Regions from separate parts of the Homo sapiens genome. Here region 1 is linked to region 2. A link is an interaction called in ENCODE POLR2A ChIA-PET data of the cell type or tissue named here. Cell type or tissue: PC-9. All regions are shown on one strand. Each heading gives the region's core, and the rest is flanking DNA. Links, peaks and the distances in the headings are about the cores only. Region 1 holds the start of IL23A (interleukin 23 subunit alpha). Region 2 holds the start of GLS2 (glutaminase 2).

What was found. ChIA-PET counts read pairs that join two places held together with the same protein. Peaks named below come from ENCODE experiments on the same cell type or tissue, not always from the same donor. Only the 100,000 strongest peaks of a DNase experiment are listed, where the experiment ranks them.
Region 1: POLR2A ChIA-PET joins it to region 2 with 10 read pairs; 7 of 35 experiments call an interaction of 5 or more read pairs at or near these places.

The regions. Positions count from the first base shown.
Region 1 is chr12:56,335,759-56,341,086 of GRCh38, forward strand. It overlaps IL23A (interleukin 23 subunit alpha), which reads left to right and starts at 3,126. Exons shown (of 4, transcript NM_016584.3): 1 at 3,126-3,448; 2 at 3,668-3,766; 3 at 3,933-4,079; 4 at 4,185-4,652. The coding sequence starts at 3,287. The coding sequence ends at 4,346. RefSeq lists enhancers at 1,014-1,861, 2,439-3,638, 3,117-3,416, 3,904-4,073 and a silencer at 3,127-3,421. In PC-9, for the core only: no CTCF peak of the experiment used is centred there; a DNase peak (open chromatin) is centred at 3,033; H3K27ac peaks cover 1,456 bases.
Region 2 is chr12:56,488,098-56,493,469 of GRCh38, forward strand. GLS2 (glutaminase 2) reads right to left here and starts at 64. Exons shown (of 18, transcript NM_013267.4): 1 at 1-64. The coding sequence starts at 21. RefSeq lists a silencer at 1-410. In PC-9, for the core only: no CTCF peak of the experiment used is centred there; a DNase peak (open chromatin) is centred at 384; H3K4me3 peaks cover 563 bases; H3K27me3 peaks cover 2,401 bases.

The DNA of each region.
Region 1 (5,328 bases), core at 329-5,328, 150 kb before region 2:
CCTCCCACTTCAGCCTCCCAACTAGCTGTAACTACAGGCACTGGCCACCAAACCCAGATAATTTTTTTTTTCCTGTAGAGGTGGGGTTTTGCCACGTTACCCAGGCTGGTCTTGAACTCTTAAGCTCAAGCGATCCTCCTGCCTCGGCCCCCCAAAGTTCTGGGATTACAGGCATGAGCCACCATACCTGGCGTACAGTATCCAGTGTAATGCAGTGATTAAAAATTCAGGATCCAGACCGGGATGGTGGCTTGTGCCTGTAGTCCCAGGGGTGGAGGTTGCAGTGAACGGAAATGGTGCCACTGCATTCCAGCCTGGGTGACAGAGTGAGACCCTGTCTCAACAAAACCCCCCAAAAACCAAGAACAAAAAAGAATGCAGGATCTGATGCTAGATTGTCTGCATTAGAACTCTAGCCACTTAAGCTGGGTGTGGTGGCTCATGCCTGTAATCCCAGCACTTTTGGAGGCCGCAGGCGGGTGGATCACCTGAGATTGGGAGTTCAAGACCAGCCTGACCAACATGGAGAAACCCTGTTTCTACTAAAAATACAAAATTAGCCACCGGGCATGGTGGTGCATGCCTGTAATCCCAGCTACTTGGGAGGCTGAGGCAGGAGAATCACTTGAACCCGGGAGGCAGAGGTTACGGTGAGATGAGATGGCACCATTGCACTCCAGCCTGGGCAACAAGAGCGAAACTCCATCTCAAAAAAAAAAAAAAAAAAAAAGGAATTCTAGCCACTTAGAAGCTCTGTGATCTTGGGCAAATTGCTTATCTTTGCACCTCAGCCTCCTCCTCTGTAATATAGGGTAATAGTATCTACCTTAAAGGGTTGTTGTGAAAATTAAATAGTTTAGTACATGTAAAGTGCTTAGACAAAGTATTTGGCATTAAGCGAGAGTTGGATATATTAGCCATCATTATTAACCACCTGGGGGAACTTCAACTGATTTGGAGTCTAGGCATACAACTGGAAAGACCTGCCTAGGAGTGTCTTGTGAATGCGATTTGCATAACGGTTTAGGCCCAGCTGACGTCAAGGGCTCCTTATAGCTCCAGGTCAGTTGTAGCCCTGGATGTAGTTCCTGCCACGCAACAGTCCCACAATCTCCCCACCAACCCTTCTTCCTACCCAACTCCTGCAGCACCAGGAAGTGAAACAAAGAGGCAGAGCCCTGTGCCTCCAACTCACCCTTGTCCCTCTCATCCCATCCCCCAGGCTCTACTTCCTCCTCCTTTTCATCTTTCTTTCATCTCTTATCTTTTAGGGCTCCCAGAATGGGGACCAGAGATGGGAAGAACATAGGAGACGTTGTACACAAGTAAGGTGAACTCCCTATCCTGCCCCCTCCCCTTTCCTTATTCCATTGGTGTCCACCTTATTAGGGAGAGAGGCAAAACAGTTCTCACCCAAACTCAGATAATTCTCTGATGCTGGAAATGTTTAATCTAAAGGGTAGATTTCCATTTTTTTTTTTTTTTTTTTGAGACAGAGTCTTGCTCTGTCACCCAGGCTGGAGTGCAGTGGCGCCATCTCGGCTCACTGCAACCTCTGCCTCCTGGCTTCAAGCGATTCTCTTGCCTCAGCCTCCCGAGTAGCTGGGACTATAGGCGCCCACCACCGTGCTGGCTCATTTTTGTATTTTTAGTAGAGACAGGATTTCACCATGATGGCCAGGCTGGTCTCGAACTCCTGACCTCATGATCCGCCTGCCTCGGCCTCCCAAAGTACTGGGATTACAGGCGTGAGCCACTGTACCCGGCCCTTGGTAGATTTAACTTAGAATCGTAATATTTTTTTTTCTTCTCTTAGCTCATACCTACAGAATCATAATATTTGAACCAGAAGTGTCATTGGGCAGTTTTGAATAGCTCTAAGGGAAGGGAGACCTCCATTCAGGACAAGTTTCTCAGAAGAAAAGGGTCAACCTCTTGGGGGAGGCTTTGGGAGCCAGCTGTGTGGTCACCGATGGCCTCATTCTGACGTCTTCGAAATTGTTCTGGGACCCTCCACTGGGGTCGGGGCAGTCCCGGCTTTGGACCACCTTCCACTCCCACGCCCAACCTCACACTCTTAGCTGTTTCACTCGATGTTGCATCATGGAGGGTGATGAAATCGGTGTCAGTGGATTTTACCCATGGATGCAACAAGCTGAAGGACCAGCCAGAGTCATTGACAGTGCACCTTCGACTACCCAGAACTCCTGGGCTTCCTAGCCATGGGGTCCAAAGCTGGGACTGCCCCGACCCCAGTGGAGGGTCCCAGAACAATTTGGATGACGTCAGAATGAGGCCATGGGACTAGGTGCTGGAATGTCTAAGTTGAACTTCCAGGCCTTATTTGCACTAGTCCTGAAAAAAACATCATCCAACTCTTATAGAGCCTATGAAATCTTGGGCCACTAGGGTTGAGGAGTCAGGTGGTTCTTAGTCAATAACCCTCTTCCCACAAGAGCCTTTCTAACCTCCACTGTGAGGCCTGAAATGGGGAGCAATAAGACCTCATACTGGCTTCCCAGTTCTCCAAGTTCCTTCATGCGCATTCTCTCCCATGAAACCAGGACCATCCAGTTGAAATAATGTTGTTTCCAACTGAGAAAAAGAAGCCCGTTTATTCCTAATAGGGGGCATCAGGTAGGAATCAAACTTCATTGCAAACAGCTCACCATCCTATTGGGAGATGAATGGATGTTTCTCTGTTTTGCTTTTTCCTCAAGCAGGAGGAAGTGAGGAAATTAGGTTTGGGGTGGGGTAGGGGTATAGCTTTGAGAGGCAAAAAGATCAGGGAAAGATCAAACAGGAAGGAACTTGAGACCAGATTAATTTAAATATTTGTTCTCCCTTACCCCTCCCACCCCATCCCCGCTGTGCCCCCCATCCCCGCCCCTTCTATAGCTATTTCGATTCCTGGAGAGCATTACACATGTGTCCCATCCCAGGCCTCTAGCCACAGCAACCACACTACTCATTTCCCCTGGAACTGAGGCTGCATACCTGGGCTCCCCACAGAGGGGGATGATGCAGGGAGGGGAATCCCACCTGCTGTGAGTCACCTGCTGGTATAAAGGGCGGGCCTTACAATGCAGGGACCTTAAAAGACTCAGAGACAAAGGGAGAAAAACAACAGGAAGCAGCTTACAAACTCGGTGAACAACTGAGGGAACCAAACCAGAGACGCGCTGAACAGAGAGAATCAGGCTCAAAGCAAGTGGAAGTGGGCAGAGATTCCACCAGGACTGGTGCAAGGCGCAGAGCCAGCCAGATTTGAGAAGAAGGCAAAAAGATGCTGGGGAGCAGAGCTGTAATGCTGCTGTTGCTGCTGCCCTGGACAGCTCAGGGCAGAGCTGTGCCTGGGGGCAGCAGCCCTGCCTGGACTCAGTGCCAGCAGCTTTCACAGAAGCTCTGCACACTGGCCTGGAGTGCACATCCACTAGTGGGACACATGGTGAGTGGCAGCCCCTGGAGCCTAACAGGAGTCCAGGCTCTCCAAGGCTGTGGCAGAAGACCGTGACCTTGAGTGGAAGCTGGAGGGTTGAAGGCCATTAGGGAGTAAGAGAGGACAAGAGAGTAGGGTTCCTGGGAGAGTCATGGGCCTGAGGGTCCAGGTTGGCTTCAGAAGTACTATCTTACTTCTTCATTCTTTCCACCTCTTCCTTCATTCCAGGATCTAAGAGAAGAGGGAGATGAAGAGACTACAAATGATGTTCCCCATATCCAGTGTGGAGATGGCTGTGACCCCCAAGGACTCAGGGACAACAGTCAGGTACCACTGGGATGTGGCTGGGCAATGAAGGAGAGGGGACTGAGAACATGGCTGGGTACCATGGTAAACCAGAAGTTGTGTCTGAAAATAGTAAGAAACTGGGTGAGTCTTCAGTGAATGGAGTAGGAAGAGGGTGTCCTCTTTCATTGCTTTCTTTTCTCCCTAGTTCTGCTTGCAAAGGATCCACCAGGGTCTGATTTTTTATGAGAAGCTGCTAGGATCGGATATTTTCACAGGGGAGCCTTCTCTGCTCCCTGATAGCCCTGTGGGCCAGCTTCATGCCTCCCTACTGGGCCTCAGCCAACTCCTGCAGGTATGAAGTAGGGGCGTGGAGGATGGGGGCTTGCAGGTGTCAGAGACAGAGGGTTGGGGGTTAAGGGTTTAGAGTCTTCTCTGACTGTGTCCTATGTCCTTTCAGCCTGAGGGTCACCACTGGGAGACTCAGCAGATTCCAAGCCTCAGTCCCAGCCAGCCATGGCAGCGTCTCCTTCTCCGCTTCAAAATCCTTCGCAGCCTCCAGGCCTTTGTGGCTGTAGCCGCCCGGGTCTTTGCCCATGGAGCAGCAACCCTGAGTCCCTAAAGGCAGCAGCTCAAGGATGGCACTCAGATCTCCATGGCCCAGCAAGGCCAAGATAAATCTACCACCCCAGGCACCTGTGAGCCAACAGGTTAATTAGTCCATTAATTTTAGTGGGACCTGCATATGTTGAAAATTACCAATACTGACTGACATGTGATGCTGACCTATGATAAGGTTGAGTATTTATTAGATGGGAAGGGAAATTTGGGGATTATTTATCCTCCTGGGGACAGTTTGGGGAGGATTATTTATTGTATTTATATTGAATTATGTACTTTTTTCAATAAAGTCTTATTTTTGTGGCTATATGAGTCTAATTTCTAGGCTCAATTGGGAAAGAGAAATCGATGGAAAAATAAGGCCAAGAGACTACAATATGCATCCCTTTCTTCTATTCTGAAGGGCTATGGTGGAGAATGATATTTTCTCATGACCCCCTGGTGTATAGAATAACTGGGATCTCTTTAGTATTAATTCCTATATGGCTGAGCAAGCAGAATGGGATTACCAGATTAGGAAGTGGGATCATACCTAAGGGTCACTTGCTCCCTGATCCAGTGTCTCCTTCCCTGCTTTCTTGGCCAAGAGTATATCTGATCAAAGACGGGAGTCCTGATCATTGCAGGATCAAAAGTCAGAGTTCAGCTTTGAGCAGGAAGGGCATTCCAGGGAAATGAAGATAAATATCCTAGAATAATGGGACTTTCCTCTCAAAGGACAATTGGAATCCCTTTTTTTTTTTTTTTTTTTTTTTTTTTTTGAGATGGAGTCTCATTCTGTTGCCCAGGCTGGAGTGCAGTGGCGTGATCTCTGCTCACTGCAACCTCCGCCTCCCACGTTGAAGCGATTCTCCTGCCTCAGCCTCCCAAGCAGCTGGGACTACAGGCACGCACCACCACGCCTGGCTAATTTTTGTATTTTTAGTAGAGATGGGGTTTCACCATGTTGGTCAGGCTGGTCTTGAACTCCTGACCTCAGGTGA
Region 2 (5,372 bases), core at 128-5,127:
CAGAGCCTTCATGGAGCGCATGCCCCAGCAAGCCTCCGGCTCTGCAGGTGCGCCCGGGACCTCTAGCTGTGGCTGGGAAGGAGGGGCGGAGCGAGCGAGACAAGGTGCGGGGGAGTTCTGTGAGGGAGCGCTGGACCTGGAAGACGGAGAATGTGGGCCCGGTGGGTGGGGCTGGGGCTGGGGCAGGAGAAGGGGCCTGCCCCTTTAAAGCTGGCTCCAGGGTTAGGGGCACCCTCAGGACAGGGGCTAGGTGAGGAGCGTTGGGGATGAAGGAGAACCCGGGTGGCTTTCTAGTGGGTGGAGAGAGGGCGGTGCCTGGGAGCTGGAATGGACAATGCCCAGGTCCAATCACTGAGGAAGCAAAAACATTGAGGCGGGGAAAGGGTAAGGTTGCCCAATGAGAGCAAGACGGTGGGACCTTGCGACAGTCTGCGGATGCTTCCGCGTGGGCCCGGCGAGCGCGGGTATCCGCGGATGCTGAGGGCGGGAAAGGCGAGGACAAGCTGAGGCGAAGCCGGTGGGGGCGGGAGGCGCTCCCCGGGAACACCGTGGGGCTGCGAATGATGGAGTTGTCGTGTAGAGAGGAGGGTGCTGCCTCGAGAGAGGAGGCTAAGTAAGAGTGAGCCCAGTTCAGGAGGTCACTCAGAGAGCCTCGACCTCCGAAGGCCAAACCAGCGCCCAGTAACCCGGCGGGTAGCGTGGCGCGCGGCCGACGTGCGGTGGTGCTGAGTGGAGAGTAGGATGACTGCTGGGTACCCCGGGCAGAAGCAGCCGACCAGCACCTCAGGGAGGCATTGGGCGGCGGGAAGGTCGCTCTGGCGGTTAGGAAGCCTGGGTTCCAGTTTGTGTCCCTCTACCATTTATTTGGTGTAGGACTTGTTTTCAAATCTGGAAAGTTAAGACATTAAAATAAGTTGGCACGCAGAAAAACGTTTTATAAACCATGAAGTGCTCCCCACATTTTTCCTATTTTAATTGTTTGCCCTTGTCCTCCTCACGGGCAGAAAAGAGGCGATATACAAAAAGCATTTTGAAATCCAAGAACATTCAGGACTTTTGCCATTTGCAGCTAGAACTTTCACCTTGTATCTCGGCAGCGCCTAACCCAGCATCCATATTTAGTAGGGACTCATTATGTAAATGATAGCTATTATTGAGTGCCCATGGTGTTCCAACCGCTTAGTTTCTCTCTCCCTCTTACCAGAGACCTACAAAGTAGTTATTAGTCTCAATTTGAAGGTGAGGAAACTAAGACTAGGAAATTAAGAATTCTCGCATAAGGTAACCCAGCTAGTAAGTACCAGAACCAGAAATTAGACCCGTTTTTTTTTTTTAACTACAAGTCTCTCCTTCATGCAGCCCTTCTCAAAAATTAAGCATTGAATTGAATTATCCCGGGAGAAATGACCCCATCCCTAAAGGAGGTATTTTATGTGGAAGTATTATGATACAGTACTGGGAGTCTTTTCCTTGTGATAGTTCTGGCTGTATCACAAAATACTAGTTTTTGTTTGTTTGTTTTTGAGACGAAGTTTTGCTCTTGTTGCCCTAGCTGGAGTGCAATGGCGCAATCTCGACTCACTGCAACCTCCGCCTCCTGGGTTCATGCGATTCTCCTGCCTCAGCCTCCCTAGTAGCTGGGATTACAGGCGCCTGCTACCTCGCCCAGCTAATTTTTTGTATTTAGTAAAGATGTGGTTTCGCCATATCGGTCAGGCTGGTCTCAAACTCCTGACCTCAGATGATCCGCCCGCCTCAGCCTCCCACAAGTGCTGGGATTACAGGCATGAGCCACCGTGCTTGTCCCATAGTTTTCATTTTTGGATTAAAATGAGTTTCAAGGGTACTCGTGGGAAAACAAGTACTGAAACCAGTCAGGTGTGTTCTGTGGAAAGGCAGTTCTCCTTTGCCTTGGTTAGGGTTGGAGGGCTTATTTGGCTTAAAACCAGATGGAGTGACATTTGTTTTTGCTTGTTTTCGCCTTCTGTAGTCATTCTGTGTCTGCTGTATCTGTTCTCCTGTCCGTGGAAAGCCGTCTAATTCTGGGAGGGCTTGCTGCTTTATGCTTGGCTTTGCCCAAGAGGCAGAGTTCTGGGTCTCAATACTTAACGTAAACTCAATCCTGCATTAGTTTTTTTCATACGTAACAGACGAATCTTATCCTTGTTTCATAGAAATATGATTTATCTGAAACGTTTTGATCTATTCAAGAGAAAAATACCATCTGTTAGGGAATTTCTAAACATTACCCAGAAGTAATTTGCTTCCTTTTTTTCCTATTTCTGCCTCTTTGAATTAGCTTTATACTCTAATGAGTTCCTTACTCTCTTTCTCCCAGCACTCTTCCACTAATAGGAACTGGTTGGGTAGTGAAGAAGATCTATGCATGGAAGCAGAGGTTCTTTGCTTAGAGAACTAGCTCCAGCTGCACTTGGACCTTTGGACTAACTGTCTCCAATACAATATTGCTGTCTTTGCATGAGGATGGAGCATGAACTGGTGACTTGGGAGGCCAATGGTACTGTGTAAAGTATAAGATGCTGGAGAAGAACAAGTTTGTTGTCCCAGGTGGTTAAAGCTTGGCAGGGTCAGGTCCTCTTTTTGTTTCTAATTTGAAAAATACTCATCATCTAGTTTAATTTGTGCAAAACTATTAGCCAACTATGACAAGGGCAGCTAGAAATGAAGATTTTCATAACTGAAAGAAAGTTCTTTGTGTCTCTAACAGTGGGCTTTTAGGTTAGTCCATGGCTGTGCCAGAGTTTTGTGGTATGTGAGAGAGGATTAGACTTAATGATTTTGAATCCTTAATAAAAGCTAAATCCGGGCCGGGCGCGGTGGCTCATGCCTGTAATCCCAGCTGCTCAGGAGGCTGAGGCAGGAGAATTGCTTGAATCTGGGAGGCGGAGGTTGCGGTGAGCTGAGATCACGCCATTGCACTCCAGCCCGGGCAACAAGAGCAAAACTCCGTCTCAAACAAAAAAAAAAAAAGAAAAGAAAGAAAGAAGGAAAAGCTAATCCTCTGTGATAGGAAATTGATGTTTGGAGTTTGTTTATTTCTTATGATTTAGAGACTCATTTGTTCTACTCTATTTTGTGTGTGTGTGTGTGTGTGTGTGTGTGTGTGTGTGTGATGGAGTCTCGCTCTGTCGTCCATGCTGGAGTGCAATGGTGTGATCTTGGCTCACTGCAACATCCGCCTCCCGGGTTCAAGCAATTCTCCTGCCTCAGCCTTCCGAATAGCTGGGATTACAGGCACCCGCCAATATGCTCGGCTAATTTTCGTATTTTTAGTAGTGACGGAGTTTCACTATGTTGGCCAGGCTGGTCTCGAACTCCTGACCCCTTGATTTGCCCGCCTCAGCCTCTCAAAGTGCTAGGATTGCAGGTGTGAGCCACCGCACCTGGCCTGTTCTACTCTTTAGACTGTAGCTAGGATGTTAATTGGTCCAAGTAAAAGATTAGTTCATTTTTTTATTAATCTTTGTTAATGATACTATTGTTACAAACTCCTTTCTGCCTTAGTTTCTCCATTTGTAAAAGATAAACTTGTATTTTACTGGGTAAAATGTAAGTACTTGGGGCTCTGACATAATGAGCTTCCATTCACTCAATTAATATTTATTTGTTGGCATTCAGTGTGCCAGGTCCAGTGCTGGAAAATCCAGAAATTTAAAAATTTAATAAACCAGTTTCTACTGGGAGAAATGAGAAAGCTTATGTTTAAAATTCCTAATGAAAAATGCTGTGATGTAGAGACATGCAGAAGAAAGTATAAAGGGGACATCTAACTAAGCTGGGGGTGAAGGGCCACTGGGATAGAAGAGGAATGGTGACTGACAGGAGCTGGTTTTTAAAGCACGAGAGGTGTTTCAGACAGAGGGCTCTACAAGAATAAACATAGCCTGAGAGGAACATTTGAGGGACTCTACCTCTAGTTTGGTTGGAATGAAACGTGGGTATAAGAATGTGGACCAGCCGGGCGTGGTGGCTTATGCCTGTAATCCCAGCACTTTGGGAGACTGAGGTGGGCAGATCACAAGGTCAGGAGTTCGAGACCAGCCTGACCAACACGGTGAAACCCCATCTCTACTGAAAATACAAAAATTAGCCAGGCGTGGTGGCATGCACCTGTAATCTCAGCTACTCAGGAGGCTGAGGCAGGAGAATCAGTTGAACCTGGGAGGCAGAGGTTGCAGTGAGCCAAGATCGCGCCACTGCACTCCAGCCTGGGTGACAGCGAGACTCCATCTCAAAAAAAAAAAAAAAAAAAAAAAAAAGAATGGGGACCAATGAAACTGAGGATGTAGGTATGGGATGCATGTTTTAACTTGATGCTAGACTTTCATGGAGTAAATGAAATTTAATAAAAGTTTAAGCGTGTCTGTGATCTACTCCAGTGTGCTTTCCTAATTCTTCTTTGGTTTAGCAATAACAAAATGAACATTTATAGGACTGAAAAAATATAAATATAAGCCTATTAAAAAACATATCATCACACTGGTCCATTTACGATGCCTAACATGCATTTTCTCTATTTTTCCAAATAATATCTTGTATAATCTGGGTTCTCCAATAGCTATTAAAGTAGATTCTAGCAAGTCTTAATCAACAAAATATACTAAAATAATGTAGATTTTGCTAGAATTCCTAAAAAGGATTTAGAAAAGTCTGTAGGCGAAAGCTAATTTGAAGGAATTTGAAAGCCTTTGCCAACACAGCAAGAAGAAAATACCTTCGGGGTTTGCTTGATAGCATTTTCTTTTTTCTTTTTTCCCTTCTCCAAGTTATTGCTAGAGAAATAGTATTTTAATACTTGTTTTTCTTTGACTTAAAGACTATGAAAGATGTCAGAATCTTGTATTACTCTGTAGTGAACAAATGAGACCCTTCTCTAAAAGACTAGGTTAAATTAACTTTTAACCACATTTACCTAAGTGAAATGCTCCATAAGCCATATTTTATTAAGATTGTATATAATTTGAAATTTTTTACATCACCTACTTTGACCTGTCAGTTTGCAAAAAAACTGTCATTCTAGTTTTCTGATTTTCAGGAAAGTTTTTTTTTTTTTTTAACTGTATGAATTTTCTTTTTTTTTTTTTTTTTAAGTATTTATTGATCATTCTTGGGTGTTTCTCGGAGAAGGGGATGTGGCAGGGTCATAGGATAATAGTGGAGAGAAGGTCAGCAGATAAACATGTGAACAAAGGTCTCTGGTTTTCCTAGGCAGAGGTCCCTGCAGCCTTCCACAGTGTTTGTGTCCCTGGGTACTTGAGATTAGGGAGTGGTGATGACTCTTAATGTGCATGCTGCCTTCAAGCATCTGTTTAACAAAGCACATCTTGCACCGCCCTTAATCCATTTAACCC